Regions from separate parts of the Homo sapiens genome. Here region 2 is linked to region 1. A link is a loop called in an ENCODE intact Hi-C map of the cell type or tissue named here. Cell type or tissue: gastrocnemius medialis. All regions are shown on one strand. Links, peaks and the distances in the headings refer to the core of each region. The heading gives the core; the rest is flanking DNA.

Region 1 (5,381 bases), core at 173-5,172:
TATTTATTTAGACAGGGCCTCGCTCTGTCACCCAGCCTGGAGTGCAGTGGTGTAATCACAGCTCACTGCAGCCTTGACCTCTTGGGCTTAAAGGATCCTCCTACCTCAGCCACCCAAGTAGCTGGGACCATGGGTGTGAGTCACAATGCCTGGCTAATTTTTAATGTGTTTTTTGTTTTTTGTTTTTTTTGTGTGTAGACGGGTGCCTTAGTGTGTTGTCCAGGCTGGTCTCAAACTCCTGGGCTGAAGCAATCCTCCCCACTTGGCCTCCTAAAGTGCTTGGAATATAGGCATGAGCCTCTATGCCCAGCCCAAGAAACAAACCCTGCTTTTAGAATCTTTTTTTTTTTTTCCCAGCTGTCCTGTGTCCTAGGTTTATAACTTTGACTAACTTCTAGCAACTTCCAATCATGGGAGAATTAGAGTGGTTATCTGGGATGAATTGTTTGAACTTCAACCTGTTATCTTGGCTGCAGGGCTTTCTTGGCCACAGGGCCGTGCTAAAGGGCACTTTGATTTCTTGATTTTAAAAGAGCAAGAGAAAGTGATTGCCAAGAGGAGAGGTTTGGTTGGCTTTTCTTAGAACTAACTGCCTCTCCAGAGAAGCCTGCATTGGCTGCTCATCATGATGAGGGTCGGGCAAGGTCAGTTTCCACTGTCTTCTAATTGTTTTCAGAGAATTGGACGGTACAAAGCAGGTGCCACTGACAACATTTCCCATCATTTTATGGAAGAGTACTGATTCCGTCTTTTCTGCTCAGAGTGGATCTGTGCAAATAACTTTTGTTTCTCAAAAATTTCTGGTTTGTCTTGGGATGCAGCCAGGCCTCTAATGTGGTGGTGTGTGCTGTGTCACAAACCTCGGCCCCAAAAGCCTGAGCTTGGCTTTGTCAGATCTGATGAGTGTGCATGAGCAGGAAGCCACCCTTCGGGAGAATTCAGGGGCAAACGTACAAGTAACGTTTGTGAACCTGTGCAGACAAAGGCTTTGGGTAGATGCCTGTGAGATGTGGGGATCCAGGTGACATGAAGGGAGAAGAACAGAAGACAGGTAAGGGACTTGTGGGTTTTCTTAACTCCATGTGGCTGCATTGAGAAAACTAGTTAACATTTCATGGGCTGGTGGGAGCGTCATCTTATCATTCTCTCTTTTTTTTTTTTTTCTGGTAATGATTTTTTTTGTTTTTTTTTTTTTTGATATTGACAAAAGTTTAATCATTTCAATTAAAAATGCCACTAATTTGACTTTTTAAGTAAAAAATGTAGGGGGTTTTAAAACTACTTTCCTACTACCAAAAAATCAGAAAGTATCTAGCTTTCTAAATTGGGAAAGCAAGCAATGTTATAAAAACACTGAAGGAATCTCTTTCTTCGTGACCTTTTGTTAAACTCGGTTTAAGCTGTAGACCTTATTTAAAATAAAATTTACCACAGAACAGGAAATAGAAGCTGTGGAAGACTCGAAATACACCTTTGTACTTCTCTGTTCTTCACCTGCTCTCTCACTGTCTCTACACACACACACACACAAACACACACACACCTATATTTGCATTAAAAATGGGTAGTAAAAGCAGTGAAGGGCAAACAGAAGGTACAATACAATCAAGTAAGAGGTTGAATATAAACTGGAACAAGTCTTAATTTTTTATTTCACTTTCATTCGGATACGTTTACTAATTTTCTTTGCTAGCTTTAAGACTTTTAAAACATTCTTTGGCCCTGGGAGGGAGTTGTATAACCATAAAACTTGAGAATCCTGGCCCTAGAATAAATGTTCCTTTTAAAACCCCAAGGACAGAAAATTGAATACAGCTGTGCAAAAAAGAAAAAAAAGAAAAAGAAAGCAAGAAAAGAAAAAAAAGCCAAGTGATGGTTTAGGCTTGCAGGCACCCTGACCAACTTTCCCAGTGCACTTGGGCTGTGGTTTCCTGGAGATGGGAGATCGGGAGCTTTGGTGTACTTCTTGAAGGTTTCAGAAAAAGGCCAAGACTTCTTCAGAACTGTATGTTCCTGGGATATGGTTAAGAGCGCATTCTTTTTGGCATGGTTATCTATCATCTTGCTTGTCCTAAGCATGTCCTCTTGTTTTCCCCTGCAGAGGATTGGGGTTTCTAGGTCATTCTCTGTGATGCCGTGATTCTGCAAACCTTATAGTTCCTACCTAAAAGTAAGCTTCAGAGTTTAAGCAGTTTCCACCAGTCAGAAGGTGGAACGGATGAGTTTTTAAGACGCAATCTTGCTCTTCTCCCTCAGTCACTGAATTTGCCTCAGTATGGCCAGTTTTCAGACATGGTCCTGAGAATACGGCATTGCTACTCCCTGCTTCTCCTCTCCCTGGATGGAGACCAGGATGTTGCTTCTCTGATGTTTGCCTCGTGGGTTCCCATGTTAGGTTTGTGACCCACGGGGAGCTGTCACTGGGGACCCTACTGCAGCCTGGCATTAATCACTTTGCTCTTTGTCAGGCAGTGTCATGATGATTCATACTTCTTCCTCTACAAGATTAGATTACTGTAATTTTCATATCCTGGACTGCCCACGAGGGATTTGAATTAATACTTGTTGGTATAGAAAGCAGGATCATGTTTCTGGGGAGAAAGGACTGAACTTGCCCACTTGGCCATCATCAGAAAACATTAGGCAGGGCCTGGCTGAAAAATAATCCTGCCTTCAGGGCTTACCACATCAATTAGCTTACCATACGGGCCAGTAAGCCGTGTCTTTGTGAACACATGGTCCCTGGGCAGCGGATTTGTGAAAGTGATGCCAAGCCCAGGAGATCAGAATGCACGGAAGATTTTGCAAGGGAGTCCTATATTGAAATCAGACACTGCTTAATGAGGAAAATCTTTCCCAAAGAGGTATTTGAGAAGGAGGTAAACCAATTCAGGCATGTGGAACAGCCTGCACAAAGCCAGCAGAAATTACGATCACAGATTGCAGGGCAGGGGGGTGTCTGTGAGGGATAAAGTTGCCTTTGGAAAAGAACTCATTGCCTTGTCATTTTCCCTGGAGCATACGCATTATTTGCCTTATTCGTTCAAGAAATATTTATCGAGCACTTAATATATCCTAGGCACTGAAGATGAACAGCAGTTCACAAACCAGACAAAAGTCTCTGTCCTCACACAAGTCACATTTTAGGGGGCCCATGTCACTAGGGGTACAAGCGTAAGCTGAAGGGAGCTGTAGCAAGGAGTTAGGAGTACCTGGAAGAACTCCTGAATAACTATAGTTGTTTGAAAACGTATTTGCTTATTTATTTTCTCTCTTCCCTTTGATGCAACTTGCACCCACTATCCCACTAACGAGATTACCAGCCATCTTTCGATAAATCCTTGGGAGGGAATTACTTGTACTTGCTAATGAATAATCCACTTTAGTAGTCCAACAGATAATAACTTCAGGGTCTTCAAAGGGTTATCTGATCTGCTTTGGCCTGAGTCTCTATGGGAGGGAAGTTGAGGCATGATCAAAGGATTTTATCTTTGCTTGCTCTCCTACTGTCTAATAATTTTTTATTTCAGAATGCTTTGCTTTAACATATTTTATCTCGCTTGGAGCGCTTTATTCCTTCCTTATTTATTTATTTTTTGAGACGGAGTTTCACTCTATCGCCCAGGCTGGAGTTCAGTGGCACAATCCCGGCTCACTGCAAACTCCACCTCCCGGGTTCAAGCAACCCTCCTGCCTCAGCCTCCCGAGTAGTTTGGACTACAAGAGCCCGCCACCACACCTGACTAATTTTTGTATTTTTAGTAGAGACATGGTTTCACCATGTTGGCCAGGCTGGTCTTGAACTCCTGACCTCAAGTGATCCTCTCGCCTCGGCCTCCCAAAATGCTGGACTTACAGGCATGACCCACCACACCTGGCCCCTTCCTTCTTTTTTTCCCCCTCATTGTTGAGGCTTTTCTTTGGAGAAGGTGAGATGGTGCTATGCCTCAGAATTGTAGAATTTCAAGTTTTTAGAATTTGATGGCACTGTAGGAATCTTAATCCAGACCAGCGATTTTCAGTCCCCAGACTAAAACCAAGCCCTTACCTGAGGGCAGTGCGATGAGAAACCTAAGAAAATGAAGTGAATGTTGTATTAAATATAAAGCTAAATTTATTCAGTTGATTTCTGCATCATTCTGTTATTTTCTTTTCTTGAATTTTTCAGGTTTTTTTTTTTAGTGTCCTCCACCTACCCCAGAAATCAGTCTTCCTGATCTCAGCCTCCCACCTCCCACCATTCTGTCCCCACAGGCTGACTCCTGTCAGACCCCATCCTCCCACGCCCCAGTTTTCAGATGGGACCCTCCTCCTCAGTCTTGTAGCCCCTGCCCTCAATACAGAAGTCACTGGCTAAACCTTAGGGTAGGAAGTTCCCACTCGTGCTGTCAAGGAGACATGGCCCAGGATCCACAGTTGGAGCCAAAGATACATTGTAAGATACAACACATAGTGTTTCTGGTTTCTTTCTTTCCCTCTTTCTTTCTTTCTTTCTTTCAGGTGGAATCTTGCTCTGCCGCCCAGGCTGGAGTGCAGTGGCATGATCTCGGCTCACTGCAAGCTCCGCCTCCTGGGTTCAAGTGGTTCCGTTTTATAGAATTATTGGGACTGTGGTTCCACTCTATTACAAGCTTATCGGGCTTCTGTGGGTTGGCCGAGTGCATAGCCATTACGTAGAGCTCTGTTTCTGGAGGAAGATGAGAATGGAACCTTCACTGGGCTACAGAGTGCTTGGCCCAGGGGATGTGGGGTTTCTCGGTCCTTGGGGCTGGGAGAACATGCTCAGAGAAGGCTCCTCGCTCCTGTGTGTCTCTAAGGTATAGATGATGCTCCCTGAGGAGCACAGTCTCCTGGAGTTTTTCTTTCAGGAATAAGAATGATCCATTCCCTCTTGGTATTTGGAATCAGCCAAACAAACCACATGTGGTGCTGAGCTTTGTGATGTCAACAACAGCAGGGAAGGGAAGAGCCTCCCAGGTCCTCACTCCACTGGTCACATCACCGTCAGCTCATGTCCCCATTTGAGCAGCAGCCTCCATGGTTCTGTTCGTGCAGTGAGCTGCTGCTTGACAGCAGACAGAAATCCCATATTTTTAGATATCTAGTGGCCCAAACGGAGCATGTCACACTTTGTACATCTCTGATTACTCTCAAGACTCTGAGCCTGGTGTCCAGGAACGCGATGTTGCTCCAGCCGTGTGAGAGGCTGGGTCTCTGGAGCCAGGACTCATAAACCACGGTCCAGGCTCACCCCTGGCAAGTTCACATCTCATTTTGACCACGAGGCCAGCAGTTCTCTTTGTGTTGAGCTCTGCTACACACCCATTGCTCTGAAGCTACAGCCCGGGAGAGAAAAGTTGGCTGGCTCATCAGTGGTTCAA
Region 2 (5,381 bases), core at 316-5,315, 320 kb before region 1:
CTGCACAACAATGTGAATGTACGTTTAAAAATGGTTACAATGGCCGGACATGGTGGCTCATGCCTGTAATCCTAGTACTTTGGGAGGCTGAGGTGGGTGGATCACCTGAGGTCAGGAGTTCGAGACCAGCTTGGCCAACATGGTGAAACCCCATCTCTACTAAAAATACAATAATTAGCCAGGCGTGGTGTCATGCTCCTGTAATCCCAGCCACTCAGGAGGCTGAGGCAGGAGAATCGCTTGAACCTAGGAGGCGGAGGTAGCAGCAAGCTGAGATCATGCCACTGCACTGCAGCCTGGGCGACAGAGTGAGACTCTGTCTCAAATAATAATAATACAATAAAGGTTACAATGGTGACTTCTATGTTGTGTATATTTTACCACAGTAAAAAAGTAAAAAGATTGTCCTGTGAGAAACTGACATTACCAAGTGATTTTTTTATTTGATAAGCTTGGGAATTTCTATCATAAAACTATTTTTTGATAGCTAACATGATGTGGATCTGTGTTCCTGCGAAATTTCATGTGGATTTGTTGTCCCCAGCACTGGATGTAGGGCCTGGCAGAAGGTGACTGGATTGACTGGATTGCGGGGCAGATTTCTCGTGAATGGTTTAGCACCATCCTCTTGGTGTTGTCCTCGCAATAGTGGGTTCTTGTGAGATCTAGTCATGATCGCCCCCCTCTCTCTCGTGCTCCTGCTTTCACCATGTGATGTGCCTGCCCCCACTTCCCCTTCCGCCATGATTGGAAGCTTCCTGAGAACTCCCTGGAAGCAGATGCTAACACCATGCTTCCTGCACACCCTGCATGACCATGAGCCAATTAAACCTCTTTTCTTATTAAATTACCCAGTCTCAGATATTTCTGTATAGCAACTCAAGAACAGCTTAACACAATAGCCCATTATCTGTGGATTTAACTTAAAAAAATTTTTTTATTATACTTTAAGTTCTGGGGTACAGAGTAGAATGTGCAGGTTTGTTACATAGGTATACACGTGTCATGGTGGTTTGCTGCACCCATCAACCCGTCATCGACATTAGGTATTTCTCCTAATGCTATCTCTCCCCTAGCCCCCAACCCCCCGACAGGCCCCAATGTATGATGTTCTCCTCTCTGTGTCCATGTGTTCTCATTGCTCAGCTCCCACTTATGAGTGAGAACATACGATGCTTTGGGTTTTTTTTAACAGTAGAGATGGTTTTCTCAGAACTATCTATGTAACCTTTATCCCAATGTCTTGAATAAAGGAAATTTCTGTCTCCTATTCACCACTGTGTATTTGATTTGCCTCTGAAGTGATGGGGAATGCTGTTCTCTCTCCTGAATGTTTATCTCCTGGTTTGACTTCCACTTCCTGTGAAGAAAAAGGTTCCAACTAGTCTGGCCTGAAATTACCTGGCCTGATGCCCATGCGGGCTGGGCCCTTGCATCTGAAGATATGAATCCTTTCCACTAAAGATGCCACAGATGCTGCCTCACAGAATCAACCGTGAGGGCAAGTGGGGTTTTCATCATGGTGTGGGAATTGAAAACATGGTCTTGAGTTGAAGGTGCTTCTTGGACATTTCCCTGAAGGAGACAATCCCTGAAATAGAACATCCTTGCAAATCATTGCCAAGAGTTTGCTGATCTCCTTCAGGGATGTTTTGTGCTTTGCACTGGTGATACTTTATTATTATTAACTGATTATTTGTTACTGTCCTTTACTATGTCTTAAGTGCCTTGATTTCCCCATTTGATCTCCACAACTATAGCATATGATTTTTACCATTTTGCAGGGAGTGAGGAACATAAGACCAAAGAGATGAAGAGATTTGCTAAGACCATGGCTCTTAAATTTGAGCATGTTTCAGAATCACCTGGAGGGCTGGTAAAACTCAGATTGCTGGCCCCACTCCCAGGGCTTCTGATTCAGCAGGACTGGGCTGGGGCCTGAGAATCTGAATTTCTCACAAGCTCCCAGGTGATGCCGATGCTGCTGGTCCCAACCACACGTGCAGAAGCACTGGCCTCAGGTCACAGAGCTGTCAGCAGCAGAGCCACGCCCAGCCTTCCCTCCCCTCCGAGAGCTGTCTACCTAAAGACGAGAATGCATGCAGAAGGGGGATGTCAATTCGTAAAATGAGCCCACAAACCTTTCCTCAAAAGAGTGTGATTACTTTGTAACCAGACAACTATTCTATAAGCCCCTTAACCCATTTATGCCAGAGGTTACAATTTGTGTGTGTGTGTGTGTGTGTGTGTATGTGTGAAAAATCAGACCTTGGCAATAACCTTGAGCAGTAGGATATAAATAACTCCCACAAGCTTAGTGTCCCAATAATGGAACGCTAGGCATAAATGGGTTAAAAACAAGAATCACGGACTTCACTCCTTCCCCTCAAAGTCTCTAGCCTAGTAGGCTACAAGTGGCTGTTGGTTAACAAGAAAGATATCATTTACCCAGGTACATGGTTTGCCCAGTCAGTAGACTGATTTCTAAGGTGTACTTTTCAATCTCTGGGAAAATTGACACACCAAGTGTTCCTTCCATCGCACCCTAAGCTGCTCGAATGTTCTTCAGTATCATGTAGCTCAACGCAGACATGATGGATTAGCTGCCACCCTTTCTCCTGCTTGCAACAGAAGACTCTCCTCCTGGAAACAAAATCTGTAACAAAATGTGGTAACACCCATAAATCTCCTTGTAATGATTTGGGCCTGCAGGCTGAGTTAAATCAGAAGCCGAACAGCACCTGCTGCTGTTAGCAATGCCAACAACATGTTACATGGAGGCCACTCACTGTCATCGGAGCACGGAAGTGGCCCTGCGTGGCTCAGGCACTCTCTGCACGCCGCATCTGCACTGTGTTAATGTCCAGGCCAGATGGCTTCAGCAGGATCTGCAGTGTGCCTGGGGTGGGGGGCGAGTGGGGTTTCTTTATGACATACTCACACACTCACACAGAGACACACACTGACACATACATGCCGACACACCGATACACACATATGCATACACAATTACACACAGTGGCACACTGACACACACACACTGACACACATACTCATTGACACACGCTGACACACATACACACTAACATACACATACACAATTATACACACTGAGAGCAAATATACATATATTGACATGCACACACACACGAACATACACATCACAATTACACACAGTGGCACACTGACAAACATACATACTGACACACACACAGATCCAGGCTGACACATGCATACACTCTAACATACACACACGTAACTATACACACTGACATACACATACACACTAACACATTCACACACACTGACACACAGACACTGGCACTCACATACACAAGCACACACACACACTGACACACACAGAGTAATGTATTTGTCCAATCCTCTACACAAATATATGTCCTTGTTTTGACATGAATCATTTTGATTTTTATTGTATTAACAGCCTGAAAGGAAGACTGCAGTTTCCTGGCAAATACAGATGATTAAATACCCAATATGAGTGTGTGTATGTTTCAGAGGGGAGAGAGAGATCCAGCCGAGGCCTGGGGCCTGACGGGAAAAGGGTCTGTTGCTTTAGATCTGAATTCTGGGTTCATTTCGCCTCTGCTTTCGAGGTCCCTGAGTGCACCCTGCCCTGGCCCACAGACCTTCGCCTCTGAGGCTGGGAATCTAGACCTTGACGGGGTGCTATTTTAATTATGTGTTTGTTTTTACTTCCCTACGTCCTTCCAATAACAATTGGGAGCTCTCTGCTTTGTGTTCTGGTGAATGTTAAAAAGCAAAACAAAACAAAAACCCCATTTCTGAAACATCTGAAGAGGCAAGATGGAAAAGGCAGTTTCTGAACATATGCTTAGCAAGTAGCATTTTCCCTCACAGTCCTGCTTCAGAAAGAAGAAAGAAAATGTGGAAGTGCTCTAGCAAAGCATAATGTGTGCCCAGGAATAGAGATCGTGCACTTGGCCTTGTGGATTTGAGTTTGTGCAGCAAACTATCTTGGATTCTGAGGCAAAAGGAAAATTCAGTCATACTGAGCCTGTCTTTATTTAAACTTTAGATATTTTGTTCATTATGGATTCCCTTGCATATGTTTATAATGTTGCATTGATATGGTTTGGCTCTGTGTCCCCACCCAAATCTCATCTTGAATGTAATCCCCTCATGTCAAGGGAGGAGGGAGGAGGTGATTGCATCATGATAGGATTGAGTTCTCACGAGATCTGATGGTTTTATAAGTGACTGGCCTTTCCCCTGATTGCACTTCTCTCTCCTGTCATCATGTGAAGAAGGTCCTTGCTTCACGTTCACCTTCCACCATGATTGTAAGTTTCCTGAGGCCTCTCTAGCCATGTGGCACTGTGAGTCACTTAAACCTCTTTCGTTTAAAATAACCCAGTCTCAGGCAGTTCTTTATATCAGTGAGGGAACAGACACTGCTGTAATATATGCATTAAGATATTATTTATCTTTTTTTTCTTAGAGACAGAATCTCACTCTGCTACCCAGGCTGGAGTGCTGTGGGCACAACCATACCTCACTGCAGCCTCAAACTCCTTGGCTCAAGTGATCCTCTCTCCTTAGCCTCCCAAGTAGGTGGGACAGGAGGCGCATGCACCAGCACACCTGGCTAATTTTTAATTTTTTTGCAGAGACAGAGGTCTCACTTTGTTGCCCAGGCTGGCCTAGAACTTCTGGCTTCAAGCAATCCTCCCACCTTGGCCTCTCAAAGTATTGGGATTACAGGCACAAGTCCCTGAGCCTGTCCTGTTTATCTTAATTAGAGTTTTCGGTGCCCCCTTAAGTGATGCTCCTGGGATGAGTGTGCCCTTCTCTCCTCATCCTAATCTGGCTCTGAGTTTGTGGATCATTTTCAGATGGCCACATACCTGAAACCCTGGGTTACTACAGCAGGTCTGGGGTAATGATTTGGGGAGATGGGTAATGTTCTTTATACTATATCAGCTTAGGCTTGTAGAGTGCTTTGGGTTTGCCAGGCACTTCTTGGGCCTTCTCTCATTCTGTAAGCTCCACATTCTGTCTTCGTCATACTGAACTCTCCAAAACAAGGATGGTCCCTTGTACCTAATAGATGTTCAATAAATATTTATTGAATGAATGTTTGACCCTATGATGTTAGTCTTGTTATTATTCTCATTTTACAAACAAGGAAACTAAGGTTTTGTAGGAATTTGGTAATGGCCCAGATTTATGCAGCCAATGAGTGCAGGAGCCAGATCTTGAGTGCCCGGGCTGTCCACTCTAAATGCTCTGTTCTTCACAGGTGACCTTTCTACCCCTTCCATTGTCACATAAAGCTGAGAATTCAGCCGGGTGCAGCGGTGGAGGTACCTGTAGTCCCAGCTACTCAGGAGGCTGAG

What was found. Hi-C counts contacts between places; a loop is a spot of excess contacts. Peaks named below come from ENCODE experiments on the same cell type or tissue, not always from the same donor. Only the 100,000 strongest peaks of a DNase experiment are listed, where the experiment ranks them.
Region 2: it touches region 1 in a loop (4-fold over the local background); 1 of 110 quality-filtered maps calls a loop at or near these places.

Annotation. Positions count from the first base shown.
Region 1 is chr10:29,643,787-29,649,167 of GRCh38, reverse strand. It overlaps a transcript of SVIL not described here. Among named protein-coding and RNA genes, the nearest start is that of SVIL, 12 kb to the right of the region's middle. In gastrocnemius medialis, for the core only: no CTCF peak of the experiment used is centred there; DNase peaks (open chromatin) are centred at 2,397 and 2,727; H3K4me3 peaks cover 3,163 bases; H3K27ac peaks cover 5,000 bases.
Region 2 is chr10:29,966,800-29,972,180 of GRCh38, reverse strand. No RefSeq gene overlaps it. Among named protein-coding and RNA genes, the nearest start is that of JCAD, 90 kb to the left of the region's middle. In gastrocnemius medialis, for the core only: no CTCF peak of the experiment used is centred there; DNase peaks (open chromatin) are centred at 1,990 and 2,680; H3K27ac peaks cover 3,602 bases.